Regions from separate parts of the Mus musculus genome. Here all the other regions are linked to region 1. A link is a loop called in an ENCODE intact Hi-C map of the cell type or tissue named here. Cell type or tissue: gastrocnemius. All regions are shown on one strand.

Evidence for each region. A loop is a pair of places that touch in the nucleus more often than their neighbours do. Peaks named below come from ENCODE experiments on the same cell type or tissue, not always from the same donor. Only the 100,000 strongest peaks of a DNase experiment are listed, where the experiment ranks them.
Region 2: a loop joins it to region 1, with 2.6 times the contacts of the local background. A loop is called at or near these places in 21 of 42 quality-filtered maps.
Region 3: it touches region 1 in a loop (5-fold over the local background); 6 of 42 quality-filtered maps call a loop at or near these places.

Annotation. Positions count from the first base shown.
Region 1 is chr17:84,382,133-84,390,132 of GRCm38, reverse strand. Thada (thyroid adenoma associated) reads left to right here. Exons shown (of 38, transcript NM_183021.3): 26 at 3,531-3,622. Among named protein-coding and RNA genes, the nearest start is that of Gm24722, 5.3 kb to the left of the region's middle. In gastrocnemius, CTCF peaks have their summits at 4,244 (motif pointing right) and 5,273 (motif pointing right); no DNase peak of the experiment used is centred here; H3K27ac peaks cover 281 bases.
Region 2 is chr17:83,892,947-83,900,946 of GRCm38, reverse strand. No RefSeq gene overlaps it. Among named protein-coding and RNA genes, the nearest start is that of 1810073O08Rik, 21 kb to the left of the region's middle. In gastrocnemius, a CTCF peak has its summit at 4,047 (motif pointing left); DNase peaks (open chromatin) are centred at 4,090 and 5,271; H3K27ac peaks cover 3,953 bases.
Region 3 is chr17:84,260,966-84,268,965 of GRCm38, reverse strand. All of the region lies in intron 30 of Thada (thyroid adenoma associated), which reads left to right. Among named protein-coding and RNA genes, the nearest start is that of Gm24492, 23 kb to the left of the region's middle. In gastrocnemius, a CTCF peak has its summit at 3,302; a DNase peak (open chromatin) is centred at 4,463; H3K27ac peaks cover 4,143 bases.

The DNA.
Region 1 (8,000 bases):
TGGATATTAACTGGCCTAGACACAGTGCTCTGCCATTTCTATTGCCAGCACTCTGGACAGCTGAGTCGGTGGCTCTCAGTGCAATGGCTTCGGAAGCCCCTTTCTAATTCTACTGCTTTTACTGTTACCTTCTTCAAAAATATGCGTTGCACTTTCCTGTGCTTGAGTACATAATTATACAGCTCATGTGTAGCAGTCAGTCACATTATAATTGTTAAGAGCTTATTAAAAAGCAGAAGAAAACAAAGTAACAGCTGGGGTTATGGGTCAGTGATGGATCACTTGCCTTGCATGGGCAAGACCCCGCGCTTTACATAAAGGCTATTTAAAACTCAGTAAGAAAAAGACACCCCAATTAAAAGTACATGCATTTCTCCAAAGATGATATTAAAGTGACAAAGGACACATGGGAAAGTGTTTCCTAGCATTCCTTCCACAATAGAGGTCCCAGGCACGGAGCTTATGTCATCCGACTTAGCATCAAGTGCCTTTATCTGTTGAGCCATTTTGCTGGCTCACATTCTTAGTTTTGATAATCTCTCTGCTTATATTACTAGTTGACATACATTATTATGATGATGCCTACTTTTAATATAGGTTCTGTTATAGAAGTTTAAAATTTCTGATTCTGAGTGTTCTTCATGATTCTGGTATAACTCAGTACTCGCTCATTTGATAAGATAATTGAGGAAGGCTAATATTAGGATAGTGAAGATTTTTTTGTGATTCCGAAGGATCTTGACACAATGGCTTAGTGAAGATAGGCTCTGTTAGTATGTTGGAGTAATAATTATGCTTTATTCATAATAATTTTTCCTTTATTAAAAGATTTATTTGCTTATTTTACCTGTGTGAATGTTTTGCCTGCATGTATATGTGTGCACCACATGTCTGCCTGGTTTTAAGGAGGTTAAAACAGCATTAGATCTAAAATTGGAGTTGTAATTGGTTGTGAGGAACCAAATGGGTGCTGGGTCCTCTTCAAAAACACCCAGTCCTACACCTGCTGAGCCATCTCTCCACATGATCTTGCCCCCTTTTCTTTTGAAAGACATTATATACCCTCATGATATTACCCAAGACATTATATACCCTCATGATATTACCCAAGATATTATATACCCTCATGATATTACCCAAGACATTATACACCCTCATGATATTACCCAAGACATTATATACCCTCATGATATTACCCAAGACATTATACACCCTCATGATATTACCCAAGACATTATACACCCTCATGATATTACCCAAGACATTATACACCCTCATGATATTACCCAAGATATTATATACCCTCATGATATTACCCAAGACATTATATACCCTCATGATATTACCCAAGACATTATATACCCTCATGATATTACCCAAGACATTATATGCCCTCATGATATTACCCAAGACATTATATACCCTCATGATATTACCCAAGACATTATATACCCTCATGATATTACCCAAGACGTTATATACCCTCATGATATTACCCAAGACATCATATACCCTCATGATATTACCCAAGACATTATATACCCTCATGATATTACCCAAGACATTATATACCCTCATGATATTACCCAAGATATTATATACCCTCATGATATTACCCAAGACATTATATACCCTCATGATATTACCCAAGACGTTATATACCCTCATGATATTACCCAAGACATTATACACCCTCATGATATTACCCAAGACATTATACACCCTCATGATATTACCCAAGGCATTATATACCCTCATGATATTACCCAAGACATTATACACCCTCATGATATTACCCAAGACATTATACACCCTCATGATATTACCCAAGACATTATACACCCTCATGATATTACCCAAGATATTATATACCCTCATGATATTACCCAAGACATTATATACCCTCATGATATTACCCAAGACATTATATACCCTCATGATATTACCCAAGACATTATACGCCCTCATGATATTACCCAAGACATTATATACCCTCATGATATTACCCAAGACATTATATACCCTCATGATATTACCCAAGACGTTATATACCCTCATGATATTACCCAAGACATCATATACCCTCATGATATTACCCAAGACATCATATACCCTCATGATATTACCCAAGACATTATATACCCTCATGATATTACCCAAGACATTATACACCCTCATGATATTACCCAAGACATTATACACCCTCATGATATTACCCAAGACATTATACACCCTCATGATATTACCCAAGACATTATATACCCTCATGATATTACCCAAGACATTATACACCCTCATGATATTACCCAAGACATTATACACCCTCATGATATTACCCAAGACATTATACACCCTCATGATATTACCCAAGACATTATATACCCTCATGATATTACCCAAGACATTATATACCCTCATGATATTACCCAAGACATTATATACCCTCATGATATTACCCAAGACATTATATGCCCTCATGATATTACCCAAGACATTATATACCCTCATGATATTACCCAAGACATTATATACCCTCATGATATTACCCAAGACGTTATATACCCTCATGATATTACCCAAGACATCATATACCCTCATGATATTACCCAAGACATTATATACCCTCATGATATTACCCAAGACATTATATACCCTCATGATATTACCCAAGACATTATACACCCTCATGATATTACCCAAGACATTATATACCCTCATGATATTACCCAAGACATTATATGCCCTCATGATATTACCCAAGCAGGCCTGCCTGTAGCTCACGATTCTCCTGCTCCGACCTCCCAAATCCTGGTCTTACAGCCTTGTGCTACTGTGACTGGTTGTTTTACTTTTTATTAATCAATTATCATAAAATAATTTCAGAGGCTGTGTGGTGTTACTGCACACCCTTAATCCCAGCAGAGGAAGGTGAACTCTTGAACTCTTGTGAGTTCAAGGCCAGCCTGGTCTTCAGAGGGAGTTCCATGACAGACAGGAGGACTATGTATGCAGAGAAACCCTATCTTGGGTGGGAAAAATAATAATAAATTAAAAACAAAGAAAGAAAAGAAATCTTCTGAGTTAAATAACTTGAGGGGGCTATTGGCATTGTAAGATTAATAATACCATCCTGAATACTAACCGCCTTGGCTGCTTTAATTCATGGATTCTATCAAGTTAAACCTCACGAGTGTCCTTCACAGATGAAAGGAGGAGCTCGGGTCTCCCTGGTGTGCTCATTGTCAGGTGACGTGGGAAACTAAAGTCCGCTTTGGTTTTAGAAGTATGGTATTAGAAAGACTCTGCTGTGTGCAGTGGTTGGACTTGCACAGCTGGTACAGCTGAAAAGGAAGCCATTGAATGAATTATCAGAATTTTTTTTCTCAGTTGCCTTTTTTATGAACACAATCCTTATTTTCTTTAGCCCCACCTAATTAGTTAATGATTTTGAATATCTAGTTTAAACATTATAAATGGGTTTCGTGCCGTAACTACTTTCTAACTCTCACTTTCTGTTTATTTTACATTAGGTGAGAAATTCATCCACACTTCTCTTTAGTTCCTTGATCACAAGAGTTTTTGGCGTTAAGAGAGGAAAGGATGAAGTTTCCAAAACAAATAGGTAAGCCCAGTGCAACCTCACCTTCACACAGAAGCTCGGGCTAATGTAGCTGCTGATTCAGAGTCCTCAGTGAGCCAAGACTGTGCAGGTGCTCCAGTGGGCTCAGCCATACCCAAGTCTGCGTCCTTGGGCGGATCAGCTGTGTAATAAGCAGGTCTTGGGAGGCAGCAGGAGCAGGGCTGCAGGGCAGGGCTGCAGGGCAGGAGTGCAGTTTGACTACCTCTGGGTACATAAGCAAGGCTTCTGTCTGTACTTGTTATCTTCTTCAAGTATTGATGAAATGCCCCCAATTACTCTTTCTAGTTGCACTTAAAAAACTCTTCAGCAGGTCATCCTGTCATGTCCAGGTAGAGACGTAGCCATCTCTGTCTGTGTTCAGTGTATGTCCCTGACTCCTTTTTCCTTGTACGTTGTATGTGGACACGTGGAAGAATCACTACGTCTGGCTTTTTGGAGTTTATGCTCTCAGATACTTTTCTCGACGTGATATCTTTAGTGAACCTGTGCACACATTTTGATTATAGACAATTTAAATGCACGGTGAAGTTGTATGCGTTTCTAAAGAAGAGAAGCAATTAACTAGGGAATTGTTTCCACTGCAGAGGAGTTGATGCTTGTCTAACACTAGGTGTCACTGTTGTTTTGTGTTCAGTTGCTCCCTTACCATTACTTAGGATCCAGTTTGGTTGGCTAAGTGGTCTTTAGTTTTCCCTCTCACCTAAAAAGGTTGCCATGCTCCAAATTTAAGTTTTAGGCTGATTACTTAAAGAGTGAATTTTTTTTTCTTTTTGGTTTTTGTTTTCTAGACAGGGTCTCTCTGTGTAGCCTTGCCTGTTCTAGACTTCTCTCTGTAGACCAGGCCCACCTTGAGTTCATAAAGACACACCTGCCTCTGCTTCCTGAGTGCTGGGATTAAAGGCGTGCTCCATTATTGCCCAGCTCTCAGCACACCATTTGGATGCTTTGCACACCACTCCTAAGATGACCTGCGCCTCCAGCACCCACAGTGTTTCTCTGCTGCTGCTGCTTCTTGTTGTTGTTGTTTTTTTTTTTTTTATAGATTTATTTACTTATTTCATGTATGTGAGTACACTGTAGCTGTCTTCAGACACACTAGAAGAGGGCATTGAATGCCCATTACAGATGATTGTGAGCCACCATGTGGTTGCTGGGAATTGACCTCAGGACCTCTGGAAGAGCAGTCAGTGCTCTTAACTGCTGAGCCATCTCTCCAGCCAGAATATATTTTCTTGTGATAGAACTAAGTCTTAGGAATTAAAAAGTATGCTAGACACTGTGACACTGAGGCACACCACTGTAACACCAGTGCTAGAGTGGCTGAGATAGGAGGATTGTGCATCTGAGGCTAGCCTTGACGACAGACTGAAACCATGTCTCCCAGAAAAAAAAAGTTATGAGATATATGCTGTCAGTGAAACTTCGTGTCACTCTGAATTGTAATTTGAAAATCTATTTACCACTCTGTAAAACTCACCATATATATAAAAGGGAGGTAACTAGATATAATTATGAATCACCTAAGAATTTGATGAAAATACTAGACTATTTTTTAATCATTATTATTTTTCTGTGTATCTATGTGAGCATATGTACACATGTATGCAGTACCCACAGAGACCAGAAGAGGGCATCAGGTCTGTGAACCACCTGATGTGAGTGCTGGCATCTGAACCCAGATTCTCACAATTGAGCTGCAACTGTTTTTAATGGCTGAGGCATTTCTCTAGTTCTTAGTCTGTTCTGAAATCCAAATTGTAGTTCAAAAGCAAAACATTGCTTGTTTGGAAGGATGATGATAATTTTTGTTTTTCTTAAAGTAGTTTGTCCATTGAGTAGTTTAAAATGACTAGTGCTGCTTCTCTTTAGGTCTGTGCACCTGGGTCATAATTCTGCAGTGTGCTAAGGTTCAATCTGCTTATAAAACCGTGATTACTGGTGATACAAACCAAGCCTGAGGAGACAACCCTATAGCCTCAGTCCTCAGGATGCAGGTGCAGGAGCATCTGGAGCTGAAAGTCAGCCTGGGCTACATAGCTAGTTTGAGGCCAGCCTGTGCTACTCGGAACTTTGTCTTGGAAAAGCAAATATAATTGGTTTCTTCTTATAGTTGTGAAGTGCATACAGATTTTACTATGAGAAGTACTAGAGAAAATGATGAGATGTTTAATTTAGGTTGAAAGGGGGGAAGAATATGGCAGTCATAAACATGGTTTTACCAACGTTACACTGATGGAGATCCCTTCTGTACATGATTCTCTTTGAGTTGGAAAGGGTAGGAAATGAGAACTTTCCTGGAGAGAAAGAAGCAGCGTAGTTCAGAATGGTTCTAGTGCAGTGGAAGGGAAGTGAGGAAAAGGAGGAAATGGATTCTTTATTCAGTGTGATGGTCGCTTTTGGTCAGAGCCCTTGTGTTTGTCATCTGAAGATTTGTCAGGGCCACCCTTACACAGGCTTCTGCTTTCTCCCAACTGGAAAGCCTGTCTCAGCTGTCATTGGATCTGCACTCTAACGCCTTCATGGCCTCCAGTTTGCAGCAGTCGGTCTGCAAACGAGATGTACTTGGTTGCTTCGCTTTCTGCTGCAGTGCACATCTGCTCGTTCATACTGAGGCCTTTCCGTCTATTATTTGGTGTATGCTGGAAATGATGGCTTGACTTTTGTTTTTTTGCAATCGGGTAACTAAACTCACCTGGTGACATCTCACAGGATGGTGATGTTTGCTTTCACAAGGTCTCTGCTCTGCCAGAGAACTACAAATGTGTGCTACTGGTCAGGAAGGAGTTGACAGGAAAAGAACACCTGCCTTTTTCACCAGCTGTGAAAATCCTGTCTCTTGGAGTAAACAGCTTGGTTTCTAGGCTTTCTGCTGCCACTGGCAGTGACCTTCATAGACTCCTTTAGCTGCTCCCCACTACCATCCCAGGATACTGAGATCTAGGCTTCTGTCAGAGCTAAGCACTAGACTGCCTTTTCCTCTGACAGCGTTGGAGTCCTGCACGGACACAGACGCATTTGCTATTGCTTCTGTCCTGCTTCTGCCACCCTTGCCCCGCACCCGTGCTGCCAGGTTTTTGAGAAAAGTTTGGTGTCAGTGTCTTGACATTCTTTGTATACTTGGTGCCTCTAAAACTCTCTTGGATGTAGGAGACTAACAGACAGACTTGCTTAATAAGCACATTCTTGGTGCTAAACAAAGAAGAAGAAGCTGGTTTCTCCTGCTTTTATCCCCAGGTGGCTGCAGTAATTGACTGAAACAAGTTCTAGCTGATCTCTCTGTGCCTGGAGTTCCCCTGTAAAATGAGGGTTCTTGGAGTATCCCTGCTGTCCTTCTTTAAATGCTAAGCCCAGGCTTTCCATAAAGTTCTTAGAATTGCAGATTCGGTTAAGTGCAGTTCCTAGTGCATAGACCTGCACATAGTAGGGTAAAACAAACAAGCAAACAAAACCTACTTTCATAAATAAAGAAGTGATCAAGAGTCCATCTTCCTTTGTAAGTGTACTAAAATAAAGGTGCTTTTTGAGCTCATTGGCCTTGTTTTATATGTGTTCTTTGGTACGTTTTATTTGTCTGCATGTTTTAAACTGTGCATCTATTGAAGGATATCTTGTATTGTTTGTGGTTTTGAACTGTTAACAGATAAAGCTGTGACGGCCATTCATATATTTGTATGACCACAGAGTTTCACTTCCCTGGATTGAGTGGCGAGTTTTATTTATATTTTGTGCATAGGTGTTTTGCCTGCGTGTGTTGTGTGTCTGTGCAACATGTCCATGTAGTACCCACTGAGGCCAGAAGAAAAAGTCAGGCCCTCCTGAATTGAACTTACAGACGGTTGTTAGCTGCCATGATGGTTCTGGTAATGGAATCCGGTTCCTCTGGAAGATCAGTCGATCACTCTTGTTTAATCACTGAGCCATCTCTCCAGCCCCTTATTTGTTGTGTTCTTGAGTAGTATTTTATTTAGATTTTCTAAAACCTATTTCCTTGTGTTTCTTGTCATTTAACAGACTTAGAACTCAGCCTGACTCAGAGCTCTGACCATGCTTTCTCAAACAGCTCCATCTGCACAGGGAGGGTGGGGGTCCTGCATGACTCTCCCTTTCTTACAGCAGATCCCTGATTTAAACCCTATGTGAATTAACCTTCAAGTTGTCTTATTCAAGCTCTATAACCAATGTCAATGGATAATAGTCTGAAAAGCTTTATTTTTGACCATATGACATCCATATGGACAGTGTAGAGGAAGAGAGTGAATTAGGGTAGCGTTTGCACAGTCCTAATGCAGTGTGGCGCTCATGGCAAGCACCTACTGTGAACTGTTACCAGTTAACTGTGTTAACTGGGAGAGGAGCACAT
Region 2 (8,000 bases), 490 kb after region 1:
GAAACAAAAGGAAGAGAGGGTGGAGAGTTGACCTAGACATGGGGCACACATGTAGGCTTGCGTTCTCCTGGTGGCACACGGCCGTGACCACACTCGAGTGAGCGAGTTGTGGTAGTGCCGGCCTGCATGCAGCGTGCTAGGTGCACATCGTTGATGGTGGGAGGCAAGGGCATTGCCCCTTAACTTTCTTATTTTCCTATCCCTTCTCTCAGGCTCTCCTTTCAGAAACTAAAATCTCTCACTTTCCTCTGGGGACTTTCTCTCCCTCTGCCCAGTGCTGTTCCCTGATTCTCTTTCTATGTCTAAAGACTCAAATATACTCTAGCCCACACCAGGAATCCTGAAAGTCTGTTTCTCCTTCCCACCCCTACAAAAAGATTCATACGCATACGCAAGCACACATGCGCGCACGCACACACACACACACACACACACACACACACACCAGACTTTGTGAGCCCCCTCTTGGAAAAGTCTTGTCTACTTCCATTCCTACACGTCTCTGCTCATGGGTACAGCAGGACCAAACCCAGATCTCCTTTCTCTGTGTGCCCTTTACTTTTGTCACAGACTCGGACCCATGCGGGGGGAGCCAGCAAGGTCCTTGTCTCAAGAGCGAAGTGCAACAGAACACCCCAAACCTCAACAGTCAATTCAAATATTTGAAGCAATATTTTTAAAATTCAAGATTAATTCCAAATATGCAGGATGAATAAGATGCCAAAACTTTAAATAAAGAGAAGCTCCGAGTGACCGACTTCCCCTATGCCTTAGGCACAGTTGAGTGCGGCTTAGCATGGTCACCAGAATGGACCCAGTCCTGTAACTGGGAAGGAGTCCCTCCACAGGACTCAAACACTGCAGGAACGTGTGGCTCTGAGCCCTGTGTCTAGCAAGTCTGTGCCTGTCTTTCTGTACAATGACACTGTGACATGAGGAGCTCAGGGCCCTCAGCAGCCCATGGGACACAGCCATGAAGTGGCCAGAACTCAGAAGAAGGCCAGCTGTGAAGCTAGTGCAGAGTCAGGCATTCCAGGCTCCGCAGGACCTGGTCCAGAGGCAGAGGCAAACATGTAAAGAATGGACTGGGGGCTGAGTGAAGGGCCGAGAGCTCGAGGAGTCAGGAGCTGACGACACCTTGCTGGATTTTTTTCCTCCTTGCAGCTTTTGGACCTGTTCAGACAGGTCAGCCCGTCTACCCACTCACGGTCATGTCAGATACCTCTATTAGCTCCTCAGGCAAACAGCACACCTCAAGGACACCTGAGGACACCTGGCCCCTGAGCCCTAGAGACAAAGCAGGCCTCTGCCAAGGGACCCCACAGCCTGGCCCTTGTGACTGCCTAGGACTCCTGAGTGTAGGACTGGGGATCTTGCCTTCTATGTATTTTAGCTTCAGAATCCCATGTGCTCAGCTCCTGGGGATCTTGTCAGGACCCTATCCCTACCAGGGAAGTCACCTTTGCCTAGAGTCAAGCCAGGGGCTCCTCATTCAGACCAGGGGAGACACCCCTTTCCATCTCCCTGTCCCAGGAGCCTGAGAGGTTGGTTTCAGGCCAAGGTCATCTCCAAGGGAGGTTCTGGTTGCCTTTTCTCATGCTACCAGAAGTATTGAGCTTAGAATGGTTAGGAGAGGCTGTAGTTAAACCTGCAGGTGCCAGTGGCTCCTGAAGAGGAACACTATGCAACCATGGCCCCAGTTTTGATGGAGAAATACTCCATGTATGTATGTACAAGGCATATACATGTGTGTATATGTATACGGACACATATGCATGTGTGTGTATGTATGTGCATGCACATGCATGCATGTGGAAGGAACTGGGGATAGGTCCAGCCAATAGCCATGTGCTAAAGAGGCCCAGGCAGGCTGACTTCATGTGATTCAGCTTTCTGGTAGGTTTCAGTGGGTGACCAGTCAGAAATTCTGTTTGTCCTGGGAGCCTGAGCTGTGACCACATTTACACATATTCACTCAACAAACATGGGTCTCCACTGTGTGCCAGGCTGAAAGCTGTCCTACCCAGGCTAGGTGTACCCCTAAGCACACCTAAACTTAGAAATCTTTTTCAGCCTTTACTGGGACTGAATGGAATAGTCTTGGTGGTTGCGTGCTCGTCCACAAGGACACCCACGCACTTGCAGTCAAGGGCTCCCTTCCTTTCTGCCTCTCCTCACTGTTAACGACAGAGCCTGGACTTTGGTACCAGTAGGTGAACTATTCAGAAACTCACTCAGAGATCAGACACCCTGGCAAGGCTGAGAAGACAGGCTGAAGTCTGGACTGCCTTGGGTCTGGTCTCTTTGTCTCGGGCACTACTGGTACATTGAGCTGTGATAAAGGAAAGATATCAAACTGACACAGGTCAGGGGACTCCAAACACAGAACCAAGATCTGAAACAAACAGAGACAAAAGGTAACATGGTTCTACCACATTACTCAAGCCACGAACGACCCCATGCCAGCCCAGCCTTCCTCATTTTGAATGCCAACCCTGCCTCACCCACACTGTGGCCCATCACAAAGCCCATCTGTCTTCAGGGAACACCCTCACACACACACACACACACACACACACACACACCACCTCACACTTTTCATCAGGGTAGCCCCTGCTGAGGGTTTTCAGTAGCTCCTGACTGCCTACAAATGACCCCTGGCCCGCACTCTCCAGTCCTGAGGACTGGGGCTGATTTTCTTGGCTCGCATTCCTCTTGTCCCCCCATCCCCCAGCCAATGTGCACACACATTCTCTCTAGACTCTTTCTTTCCCACCTAGACACCATTCGCAAAGCCTTCCAGTACATTCCCTACAACCTTCAAAGCCCTGCCACTCCCACTGTGCCCAACAAAACCCACCAAGGCTCCCCAGGAGCCTTCTCAATGGTCACAGATGGGTACTGCCCCTTTTGCCTACTCTGTACTACCTGAGTGTGTCACCTCTACACACACCCAGACACACACCCAGACACACACACACCTTCTCCTACTGGCCAGTTGCCTCTTGCCTGCTAGCACCCCAGCTAACCTCAGAGCTGAGGTTGGGGCCAGGGCATCTATCTCCCCTTTGCTTCTTGTTTCATGCAGCGCAGGGCTGGGCACCCTGGCACAGACACTGTCACCCACTTAGGCCACCCCAGACCCCGGGGTTGATGTGTTGTCTCTCCGGAAGGGTGTCCCCCTGTCGAAGGCACCAGCCTCTGGCTGGGTGGCTCTGAGTCTAAGGCCTCTAAGTCAGGCTGGGGCCTGCTCAGCTGGGTGGGAACCTTACACATTCCTGCAGAATTAAACAAGGCCCTGCTGGCTCCAGGCTCCCCAGGATGAAGATCATCCGGTTTGCCTTTGGAGCCGCTTTTCTGCTTCCCCAGGCTGAGCCCCACATGGTTCCAAAAGAAAGTTCTTCAGTCTCCCAGGGCAGTGACCTCAATAGCCACAGGAAAGGGGGAAAGGTCACATCTGTGGTCATTTGGTCTGGGTCAAGGCCAGAGCCTCTGCCCTCTGCCGCCTCCTGCCTCATCCCTCCCTCACCCCATCACACGTCTAACACACTTACACACACACATATGCACGAAACGCATGGTGACACGAATACACAGACATATGCACAATGACACAGGAACACAGATGCAACTGAGAGAGCACAAGATACTCATGGAAATGCACAAACTTGTTCCCACACAGATGTATAAGCATGCATGTGCACATAGAATCAATACACACACACACACACAAACACCCTATCATAGTAGTTGAAGGGAAGTGCTCATGACAAGGATCACAAAGCCATACTTTCGTGACCAACCTCCATCTCTACTGCAGTCACATAACCCCCTTCATGAAACTTAGTCCCTGAAACTAAGATAAACAGGTGACTCTGCTTAGAGTCAGTGCCTATGACTACCCACAGGCACACGGTCCACTTCAAGCCAGTCCAGAGCCCTGTGGGCCCCAAAGCAGAGCGTTTATGTAGGAAAAGACAGTTCTCTTTCTACTGCTTGGTCTCTTTGCCAGAGATGAGCACACGGAGCCAACAGGGGTCTTTACTGCCACCTACAGGAAGCCAGGCGTAAGGAATACTCCAAGTGCTCACTATTGGGGTCCAGCAGAAGTAGAAACCCACAAGGACTTCAAAGGATGAACAACGCGTTCATGGTGGGAAGGCTGGGGAGAGGCTCTGCTAGTGACGGTGACTGTGACGGTGACTGTGACGGTGACGTGCCTGCTGTGCAAGCAGAGAGACCCACGTCAGCACCCGGAACCATGGGGTTGTGCGGCAGAGACTGAAGCTCCCTGGCGTTGGTTGGTCGGCCAGTTCAGTCAAATCAGGGCACTCTGGGTTTGTTAAGAGAGCTTGTCTCAAAAAATAAGGACTGATTAAGAAAGATACCCAATATTAATATTGACCTAGTCTTCACATGTATAAACTACACAAACAGGCACAGAGAGAGAGAGAGAGAGAGAGAGAGAGAGAGAGAGAGAGAGAGAGAGAGAGAGAGAGAGAGAGAGAAGGGAGAGGGCGAGAGAAACATACACTTAGAGGTATATACACATACAAAGTGCTATGACATAAATAATTCCTCTTAGCTGTAACACTGTTTAATCCCATGGCCACCCTGTATATGACCCCCATAACCCTTGTCATGGGCTGAACTGGGTACTTTCAAACTCCCCTGTTGAGGCCCAAGCCCCCAGCGCCTATAAGTACAACCATATTTGGAGACATGAAGACAGAGAGGCCCATTAAGATGAGATTGCTAGGGTGGGCCCTAACCTCCTGTGCCTAGTGTCCTTATAAGGAGAGAAGAGGGGAGCACAGAGAGGTCAGGGGCTCAGTTTCGAGGGGGCCACTGAGGAAAGAGATGGCCAGCCAAGGAGGGAGGTTAAAGAAGCCCCTGACCCCGACAGTTTGATCTTGGTCTTCCAGCTTCCACACTTGTGAGAAAATACATTTCTATAGTCTAAGCCACAGTGTTGGTGGCACTAGTGATGCAAAGGCAGGAGTGACCAGTCCTGGAAAGCCACCAAACAGCACCCAGAGCTCTGAGTTCCTAGGGCTGAGCTGCCATGGGGGCTCTCCATCTTTCTCCTTCATAAGAGCAATGATGTGAACCCCCAGCACAGCCTGCTCCTGGCTCAAAGGCCACCTTTTAGTACCCAGTAGGCCACTAGGCAAGGCAAGAGAGGTCAGCACAGAGAGAAGGTGGGCCCCTTAAGCCTGGGCCAGCTCATGGGCTGGCACTGAGCCTAGCACGTCTCTAGGTGCTAAAGAAGGGCTTGGCAGAGCCTTGTCAAAAACCCATGTCCACTCAGGGCAGGCTCAAATTAGTCTGCCCTGCTGCGCTCAGCTGGTTGCAATTGCAGCCCCTCGTGCTAGGATTTCACTTTCGACACTGATTTATGGGAAACACAAGGGTTGCCTAAAATTCACTTGAATTCCTGCTCAGTGAAGCAATGGTTCAGCGAGGCAAAGAAGGAACGAGCCCAGCCCTGCCATCCCACAGGGGTGGGGAGAAGAAGGTGGGAGCGTCCCTGTAGAGGTGGCTACGCCCAAGTGATCAGAGCCACTGGGGTGGGCCATCCACTCCAGCCCCAGGGGCTGCAAGGGCTCCTGGGAAAATGACATCTTCATGCAATCAGATTCTCAGCAGTGCTGAGTTACACGTGTCAGCAGGCATGAGCTCTGCCCACATGTGGGGAGAAAAGCTAATTGCAGAACATATACTACAGTGTCACAATTTATTCGAGATTCCAAAGAATGCTAAACAACCCTGGAAATGCCTTTTAAAAACTTACACATGGGGCTGGAGAGATGGTACAGAGTTTAAGAACACTGGCTACTCTTCCAGAGGACCCAGGTTCAATTCCCAACAACCACATGGTGGTTCACAACCATCTGTGATGGGATCTGATGCCCTCTCCTGGCATGCACACAAAACACTCATGTATAAATAAATAAAATGAATTTTAAAAATGTACACATAAGGAGGGGGATGAGATGGTAGTGGGCTGAGTATGATCAAAATGTATTATGTATGTATGAAATATTGCAATGGAGCCCACTATTAGATACAACTACTATATTCTAATAATTTTTAACTATCATATAAGCCAGGCCACAGTTGTATGCTTTGCCCATAATTCCAGTACTCGGATGATGAAGGTAAGAGAAGCAGGCCCTTAAGGCCAGCCTTGATTATGTAACTAATCTGAAGCCAGCCTGAGCTTCAAGAGATCTTCCTCAAAATAATGACAGCCAAAACTTGCATGTAGCTTTAGAAAAGAACAAACACGGACATTGAGAAAGCCCAAGTGTAGGCTAGAGGTCACTTCGGCAGACGAAGGGGCAGAAGAGGTGTGCACTGGGGGAGCTGCACATAAGGGCCATGGTCGCATCATAATTCTATTTCTGAATCTGTTTCATAGCTCCATAGGTGTTCATTATATCAGTGTGTGTGTGTGTGTGTGTGTGTGTGTGCGCGCGCGTACGCGTGTACACGCGTGGGCATGTGTGTGGGCGTGTGTGTGTGTGTGTGTGTGCGCACTCGTGCGTGCGTGCATGAGTGCGTGCGTGTGTGTGTGCGTGCGCGCGCGCGTGTATGTGTACGCGCGCGCGTGTGTGTGTGTGTGTGTGTGTGTGTGTGTGTGTGTGTTGCTCTGGTCTGCATTGTATAATAACAGTCGTTTAGAAGGAGGCATGAAGGCAAAGAGATGAAGTAAAGTTCCCAGCCTCAGAGATGGGCGTGGCTGCACAGGAGGTTCACTGCAGGTTCGAGACCAGCCAGGGGTACATAGCAAGACCACGCTTTAAAGAAAGCAAGGGAGGTAGAAAGGAAAAGGAGAAAGGAGGAAAAAGATTGTTTTTGCGGTTTCACGTCTCATAGCCTCAGCTCCAAAGCCCCTGGAAGACATTTCAGGTGGCTCCATGACACTAGGAAGCACACGTGGGGGGGAGGGGGGGAACACAGAGTGACCATTCAGCTGAGCCTCAGAATGTCACTGTTTCCCATTGCACCAAGGGGTGGGGGAAGATCTTTGAGCCTCATAGTGAACTTCCATATAATGGGCTAGCAGGAGGCCTTCCCTGTGCTCAAAGCTAGAGAGTAAACAAACAGGGGCGGGGGGGGGGGTAAGAGGGGGCTGTCCAAGGCCTCAGCGCTCTGCAATTTCCTTATAGCCCTCTTTTTCCAGACTGCTCAACTCCCACAGGCCCCAGGACCTGACCTGCACACCACTCCAGGAAGACCATGCCTCTGCATGGCTGTGTTAGTCTATTTTGCAAGCCTGGGCCACTGCTGTAGCTATGCACTCCAATGGCCCCAAATGGCCTGCTCCCTGGTTCTTCATCAGGTCCTCCAGGAACTGAGCGTAGCCCTGGATCCCACTGACCTCCAGCCGCCCAGCAAAACTTGTGACCTGGTTTGACAGAGTTGCATCTCACCCTCCAGCACCCAGCTTGTCTGGTTCTTCTCTACAAACAAGGCTAACTTCTGGAAGCCAGAGTTGCATCTTATTATCCATTTGACAAACACAATAAATAGCTCTGATGTGCTATATGCCTTGTAAGACGCTGGGGACTCAGCGATTGAGCAACAGTGTTCAGTTCTAATCAGACTGAATAGGAAGCTGGAGTGACAGAAGGCTAGAGTCATCGGCAGAGAACTCAAAGACTGGGTGCAGGCCAAAGACCATCCAGTCAGACCCAGCCACACCAAAACATGGGATGGCATCACTTCCAAAGGTCACATCAATAAGCTGCAGAGCCAGGAGAATCCCAGAACTACAGGGACCCGAAACCAAGTTGAATGTTCCCCCTGAGCACTGTATCCTCTGCCAGGCTGGCCTTGGAAAGCCAGTCTCAGCCTCCAAATACCTACTGGTGACAAAGGCAGGCCTCTGGGAGCTGTGTCCCACTCTATCTGGAGGCCACACACTGAGGATAATAAGCTGGGGTCACATTCACGGTGTCAAATCTGAAGCCAAAATTTGCACTTCCCTTCTA
Region 3 (8,000 bases), 120 kb after region 1:
GAGGGCAGCGGTTACCAGATCCCCGTGTGAGGGCAGCGGTTACCAGATCCCGGTGTGAGGGCAGCAGTTACCAGATCCCGGTGGGGTGGAAATCTTGCCCAGGTCAGGAAGCAAGTGAGATTCAGAATGAGCCCCGTCCTGGGAAGGGATGTCACAACATTGTCTAGGGATGTCACAACATTGTCTAGGGATGTCACAACATTGTCTAGGGATGTCACAACATTGTCTAGGGATGCCACAACAGGGTGCAGTCCAGGCCCCTTGGATGGTCCTCCTGCTGCGCTTGCTGTCTTCAGGCTGCAGCTCTGCTGTCCTAGCAGTCACAGGCTCCACCCTAACAGAAAGAACTTTGAAAAGCTCTCTCAAGCAGGACTCAGAGGAAACGGCTTGTTTACCTTGGCTGTGACTTGGGATTACAATTATATTGGGCTTCAGTTTTTTCAGAAGTGGTTTGTTATCTTGTGTTTCCCTCAGCCATAAAAGAGTAAATATGTATTGGATGTTCCTTTTAGAAAACTTGATGACATAAACCATGTGTGTGGGTACACGTGTGTTAATCCTACTACTTAGGGGTACGGAGACAAAGGGGCTGTTGCAAATTTCAGACCAGTCTGAGCTACTCAGTGAAACAGTTTCAAAAAAACAAACCAAACTGAAGAAGATAAGCAGGTGAGCTTTGTGTGCTGCTGGGCTCTGGGGTGGGGAATGGGATGGCCGAAGGGAAACATTCTCTACAGAACTTCATCCCTGGTTTTCCTTGGCTATCATTCATAGCAAGGAAAAATAATTTGAAAAACAATATAAAAGTGAAATCTACTCTTAGCACAGTTCTCTGTGGTTACATCATCTTTTTCCTTTTTTTAAAAAACATAGCTAAGGTTCTATTAAGTATAAAAGTTATAGCTTCCTTTTTTTCACTTGGCAATATGAAAATATTTGCTATTATTATTACTTAAAACTTTATGGCTGCTATGGAAAATGGTATCACACTTCCTTAAAAACTGGAAATAGAATCAGTATCTAATCCTGCAGTTCTCCGTCTAAGTTCAGAGAAAGAGAAAGCAGGCTTCGATGGTTGTACTGCTATGCTCAGAGCAACGTTCTTCCTGGTCACCAAACCACAGAACAGCAGTGTTCATTGCTGACAATGTAAGCAAAATATGCTATATACATATGGTAACATTAGTCCATCTTTAAAAGAGAAGTTCCCATCCTCAACTAGGGATTGAACCCAGGCCTTTCCACATGCTAGGCCAGTGCGCTGCCACAGCTATATCCCCAAGCAGCAAGAGAGATCTGACCTGTGCCACCACATGGAGGTACCCCGAGAGATGGCTGGCTGAGCAGATAGTTCATAGACACAGAAAGTAGAGCTGTCATTGGCAGCGTGTGATGGGACAGCCAAGAGATAGAAGTGCTGGGGTTAACATAGTAACTTCATACTTAAAACATTTAAAAATAGCAAGTACAAACAAAAACTAAAATCTCTATTATTTCTTCAGAGTTTTTTTTTTTTTCAATTTGGGGAATTGGGGGGTTGATTTTTCCTATCACTATCCATCTCTACAAAAAAAATAATTTTGCCTAATTTTGCCTTTTTGATTAACTAGGAAAAGAATCTTTTGTTGAAAAGTGGGCTTAAGCATCTCTCTGTGTGTCTCTATGCCTGTGTGTGTGTGTGTGTGTGTGTGTGTGTGTGTGTATGTATGAGGGGGCGGAGAGAGAGAGATTGGGCTTATTGGTTTGTTTTGCTGGGTTTTTTGAGATTGGTCTCATTATATAGTTCTTACTCTCCTGAAACTCACCAAGATCCACCTGCCTCTGCCTCCCAAGTGCGCTGGGATTAAAAGCATATGCCACTATAATTGGCTTCATTGCTCTACTTTGCCTTCATTGCTGCGTGTGGTGTGGAGTCAGTCTGTAACTCTGGCCTTAGGTTTCATTTCTAAAAGCAGACTAAGTCTCTTGAGAGGCAGCGCAGTGCTACAGCTGCTGTACGTTGTGAGACCCTCGTCCCACAAACAGTGCATGGAGACCTTGCCAAAAGTTTAAGGGTTTTTAAAAGTTATTTTTGGAATGCCTACTTTGTACCAAGCTCTGGATGAAGCAATCAATATATATGATTCCATGAGTTTATCTCAAAATGCTCTTGGTATTAGAAAATTAACTTTTCTGTGTTGACACACCCTATGTATAACACTAGTTTAGTTTGGCATAAGTTCAAGAGATAAGGCAAACAAGTATGGTTATGTTTTCAACTTTTACTTTCAATGTTTTAACACAGTAACTGACACGCTTTAACCTTTTGTTTCTGGTTCATAAGGACTTTTCCCTGGGCTTTCCCAGGGTACCACTAGGGCCTGGGTGTACTGTGTGCTCTGCCAGGGGTGCCAGGTAACAAACAAAAACTTGTTCAGATCCTGGTAGCAAGCCATGTGCTTTATGTCTCTTTGTGTGTGCTTGTTTGCACATTCTGTCTTGCTAGCCTCCTCCTGGGAGAGTGGGGATGGTGATAGCTTTAATTTTACTTTGAGACAGACAGAGCCTTGCTCCTTAGCCTAGGCCAGCCACGGCCCTCCTACTGCTGGGATGACACTGGGACACTACCACTCTGGCTCTGGTCATTGCTTTTAATAGAGCGTGCTTTACACACATCACTGCTGTACTCACCCAGCCACTTCTCCCATTAGGATCCCACAGGAGACTGTGACTCCTGGTCTTGGCACTAACAAATGCCAGGTTGGCTGGTAGCAAGTTTTCATTCCAAACAATAGTTCCTGATGCTCAGGGTAGAATGCTGGAATCACCGGGGAAGATTTAAAACCTCCCAGTGTCAACTCCCACCCTGAGAGACTCTGCTGTAGAAATAAATGCCTTTGCCTTCCCAAGTCCACTGAAGCCAGGGACCCTCATGTGGTCCTTGTTCCAGAGGGTCGTGTTACATTTTCATCTTTTAAGATGTGGCTAAAGTAGAACAGGCAGTACTTGGGTCAGTTTGTTTATCAGCCTTTTCTGGGCGAGGCCAGACTGACTTAGGCACTGCAACTATTTCTTAAAACCACAGTGCAGTGTAAAGAGGGCAACAAAACAGGTTCTCAGGCAAACTCCTGGATCTGGGATTTAAATACGGAAAACCCTGTGAAGTCCCTATGCATTTGCAGAGATGTAACCCTCAGAGGTCAGGAGAACCCATCCATCTACACAGCTGAACAGGCGTGGACCCCACTGAAAACTGCTAATATCTGTACTCAGCTGCCAAGTCCTTGTCAAGCTTTTTCCTGGACCTTACTGCCTCCATGTGTCCAGACACTGCTTGTCATGTTGGACTGTCTAAAATAGAGCTGCTCAGATAGAACGTGTTCTCAGAAGTCACTAGTTAGACTGAAGGTAGGACCTGAGCACCTAAATACTTGGCCAGCTCCAAGTGAGAGCTGCTGTTGACCCTGAGACAAAGTTCATAGTTTATGAACTTAGCAAAGGCTAAGCCATCAGCCACTGTAGTTCTAGCACCCAGTTAGAAATGTTCTTCCCATGCTCATGGCCTTACTCCCCCTTGCTAGGCAGAAGCAGACTCAAGACTTCCAAAGCCATCAGGCCTGCAGCCTCTCCCAATGTCAGGGCTGCATGGTACCAGGACACTGTGGGAAAGTTATATTTCTTGGTTCAGGCAGCCATCCCTGTGGCCTCAGGGCCTGTGGGAGGACTGGTGCTCTGTTGGCATGCAGTTGGCTATTTGTCATTCTGTTAAATAAATCTTATAGTCTGATGAGGAAAATAGGCTTTTGAGAATATGAGAATAGATCTCAAGGTGAGTAAGAAAAATGTGTGTGTGTGGGGGGGGGGGTTGGTTGGTTGTTTCAGTAAAATGGTGTTGATGAAGGGAGTAGGTATGGGAGAGCTTGTGTTTGTGGGCCCACTCTAGTACTTGGCCCCTCAAGCCAGCTCTGACTTGCAAACTGTGAACTGTAACACGGCTCACCTCCTTCTCAGCTTCCTTTGATCACTCCTCCCACCCCTGTGTCCCCCTTCTTTACTAGTCCCCAGTAAGCTGAGTGCTGTTCCCCTTGAGGGCCTATGGGTTTAAGAATGTGAGTAAAATGTGCTTATAGAGACAAGGCTGGGGCTTGCTTGTGTGTGGCAGTCCCAGGTCTTCCCCAGACGTCTATAGCCAGCTTCAGAATCTGCTCTAGAAAGAATTCCATTTGCTTCACAAGAGCTGAAGACAGCATTTTTTTTTTCTAACCACCAGATTTATTCACACAAGAGACTACACTGCCAGGGCAGAAAGACTGGGGCTTGGGTCTGATTCTACTTTCCCATGGCCCCAGCCTCTTCCCAGTCTCCTGTGTTCTGGACTGCTCTCCTCCACAGGAAGTAGCTCGCTCTTTTGCAGTGACCTGAGAAACAGTGTGGCTAAGCCCTCAGCCTGCTGCAGCTTGCTGTCCCACCTCCATTGCCACTGGCAGGAGTCCAGCCCAAAGGGGCTGTTGTAGTAGGGTGATCGTGGGGCATTGTAAGGCTATCATTTGTGGTCCCTGCCAAGACTGGAAGACACGCGAGTCTCAACAAGGCTAGCTAGTCACGTAGCACACCTGCTTTTGTGGGGGGGTGGGCTGGGCTGGACTTGGTGCTTTCCGTTCCTTTTTCTCTTTTCTTCCCCCACCTCTCCTTTTTCTCCCCCCCCCCCTTCTTTTGTCTAAAAGGTTTCCCCAGCAGTCCCTCTTCTTGACATCTGAGGGACAGACAGATTGAGTGGGAATGTGACCACTGCCTTGCTCTCAGTCTGAGACTCTGGGGAGAGGAGACTACCATTAGGACTTCTTCAGTCCTCTAACTCAGCCTGTTGAGGTCACCTTCAACCTGGTGAAGAACTGATGGGGGAGGTGGGATTGGTGTATTTTAGATCCAGACTTCTTCCCTTTCAGACATCTCAGGAGTGTTTAAGGCCAGGACACCTTGAGATCCTGTTTGTATTTTTAAAACAATAGAAGTATGAAGTTACATTTCAACCCAAACCTGTGAAACAAGGTGCAAAACATCCTCTTCGTTACATACTGCTTTTGCAAATGCAGCAAGGAGCAAGCTGTTGAAGAAGTGAAATTGGAAGTTTCTTGCTGACAGCTGGGCTTATGCAGGCTGGTCGGGGTAAAGCAGTCTTATGCGGATTAGTATGTTTAACTGAGCCCAGGATCCAGATCCAAGCGTCATACTGCACTGGAAAGTGAAAGATAGTCCTTTCACACAGTTGTGTACCAGGCATTCAGTCCCCAACTGCTGATGCTTTATGCTCTTTAAATGCCGAAATCTGCAACCCTACCCTGGAGTTAGTAATAAGCTTGTTTGAAGGCACAGAAATAACTATCTTCCTCCACTCAGTGCTGTTGATCTTGGGAGAATGGGGGTGGAATGTTGCTGTTAGAAGTTTTGCACAATATTGTCATGGTCTGACTTGCATTTTCATAATACTATGTAGAGCCCTAGTACAGTATTTTTTTTTCCTTTTAATGTATATCAAGTTCTGTCTCTTAGATAAACCAGGGTCTTCCTTGAGCCATTTCCAGTGAATTAAAACCAATTCCAATTCACAGACACTAGAGAACAATGTAGTAGCGTGATGGAGAATATAAAATGAATGATACTTTTAGGGCACAGTGGGTGTGGCCTTATAATTCCAGCACTCAGGAGGCTGGGACAGGAGGATTGCTGCCAGTTCAAGACTTGCCTAGGCAGCATAGGGAAACCCTGTGTCAACAGCCAAAATATAACTATAAGATGGAAGATATTGTCCCTGTTTCAAAAACCACTCGGGGATGCTAGGGAGATGGCCCAGTGGGTTAAGACCACTTGTTATTCTTGCAGAATACTTGGGTTTGGTTTCCAGCAACTAACAATTAGCTGCAACTCCAGTCCCAGGAGATCTGGTCCTCTAAAGGCAGCAGTCATACACATGGTATGCAGACATACATATAGGCAAATACCCATATATATAAAATAAAAAATAAATCTCTTAAAACAAACAAACAAAAATGTCTGACCAAGACAAGAACAGATTAACCATAAGCAAGTAAGAGTTTAATAAGGGCTGAGATGAGTCACTGTAGAGCTGAGATCGAAGCAATAAGTGCGAGCTTGTGGGCTGAGGAGTCAAGGAAGTGTTCTGAGGGAAAGAGACCTTTACAGGCTAGGTGAGGTTTAATTGTTCGATAGGCTAATGCTGTGTGATTGCAGAATGAGAGAAGTTACATGGATACAGCCCAGCCTTTGTTGACTAAGAAGCAATAGCTGCTACTCATGCAGCAAGGAGCCTTAGTGCAGAGCTCAGCATTGCGGTGAGCACTCTCAGCATGGGCTAGAGCCACATTAGGGCCTCCGTTGTCATGGTCTGCTTATCATGCAGTCCAGTGTCATGAAACAGTTAACCAATCGTGGCGCTCAAATAGGTACAAAAGTACAGACAAAAAGGCTTTCTAGGGGAGCTGGATGTTTGAGATTAGCTTTAAAACAGGAGTGTGGTTTTAAATACCAGAGTGATAGGAAAGAGCCTGTCAAGATGGTGCCTCTGGATCTCGCATCATGAGCAGTGGGCTTATAGAACCAGAAGAGATGCTGTGCAAGATTGGGGAAGAGAACATATGGGACGGCCCTTAAAGGAATTGGTGCTTGGATGGGGAAGAGGATGGGGAAGAGAACAAATGGGACGGCCCTTAAAGGAATTGGTGCTTGGTTGGTCCAGGACTTTAAGAGACAATCGCTGGTCTCGGGTAGACACTGGTGAAAGGCAACTGCCTAGACACACTTGAAATCCAAAATTTCAGAAGCTCCCGAGCAGCCGTTTGCTAGTTACCAGTAATGGAAATATCATGGCTTGCATCTTTGTATTTTTGTTAAGAGGACCATAGAAGGAGTTTATACTTGGAAAGGGAATGTAAAGATTATCTCGTCTGGTGAAATTCTTCCCTCAAAAAGAAGCTTTTGTGGAAACTCAAGATGCTGGAGCTAACCTAGGAGAGATGGTAAATACAGTTTAGTCAGGGTGAGGCCTGGAGGCTGCCTGATGTCTTCCATCCCACTGGGAGCACAGAGTGGACTAAGGAAGTACCCCGACTCCATATTTCAAAACAGTGATCAAATAAATAAATAAATAAATAAATAAATAAATAAGCAGAAGAGATGATTGGCAAGGGGTTGGGCAGCCATTGTAACAGATGTGGTCCCCCAGAAGACAGCTCCACTTGGGGTGAAAGTAACAAACTCTGATTTACCTTTTGCCCGGCCTCCTGCTGCCTGATCATCCTTGTAGAAGATCCTGCAAGCCTGCACTGTTCCCAGGCCTCTTGCAGAAGCCACACTCCTATAGAGGACCCAGCTCTAGACTTTGCCATTAAAGGCTGCTGTTCTACACCTCTTCCTGAGAGGCCTGCTCCGGCAGGCTGCTGCCTCTTCTCTGCCAAGCAGTGTAGATTCTGGTGTGTGAGTAAGTTAGTTCTCCTAGTCACCCAGATGTCCTGTAGGAGTGATCTTTTAGTGCCTCTGGAGTCATTTACTCTGATACAGACTTTATGGCACCATGTCCCTTCCCTGCCTCAGTCTTGAGCTGATTAGGCCCTGGTACCCAAATGCCCTGTGTGGCCAGGGTTTAGCCCTCTTCCAGGAAGACTTGTAGGGAAGGGGCTGGTGTGTGCATGGGTGAGGGGGCAGTATGGGAGAGGCCCTGCACTGCCTCACTGCACTGCACTCCTCCCTGCCCCCTCAACTACCTGTGGGACCTAGGCCTCCACAGTGATAACAGTGGCCTGCAAGGCTGTGGGAGTGCCTTCCCATGCAGGCCAGAGCATGAAGAGCCCTCCCTCAGCAGCCCACAGCCTGTGTTCTGGGGAGGGCCTACTTCTTGAGGCAGTTTAACAGGAAGCCTCAAGCCTGGGGCTTGGGGAGAGCATACATACTATAGTAAACTCAAGGGAAGCACTGCCAGGCAGTCCCTGAAGCCCACTAGTGTGGCC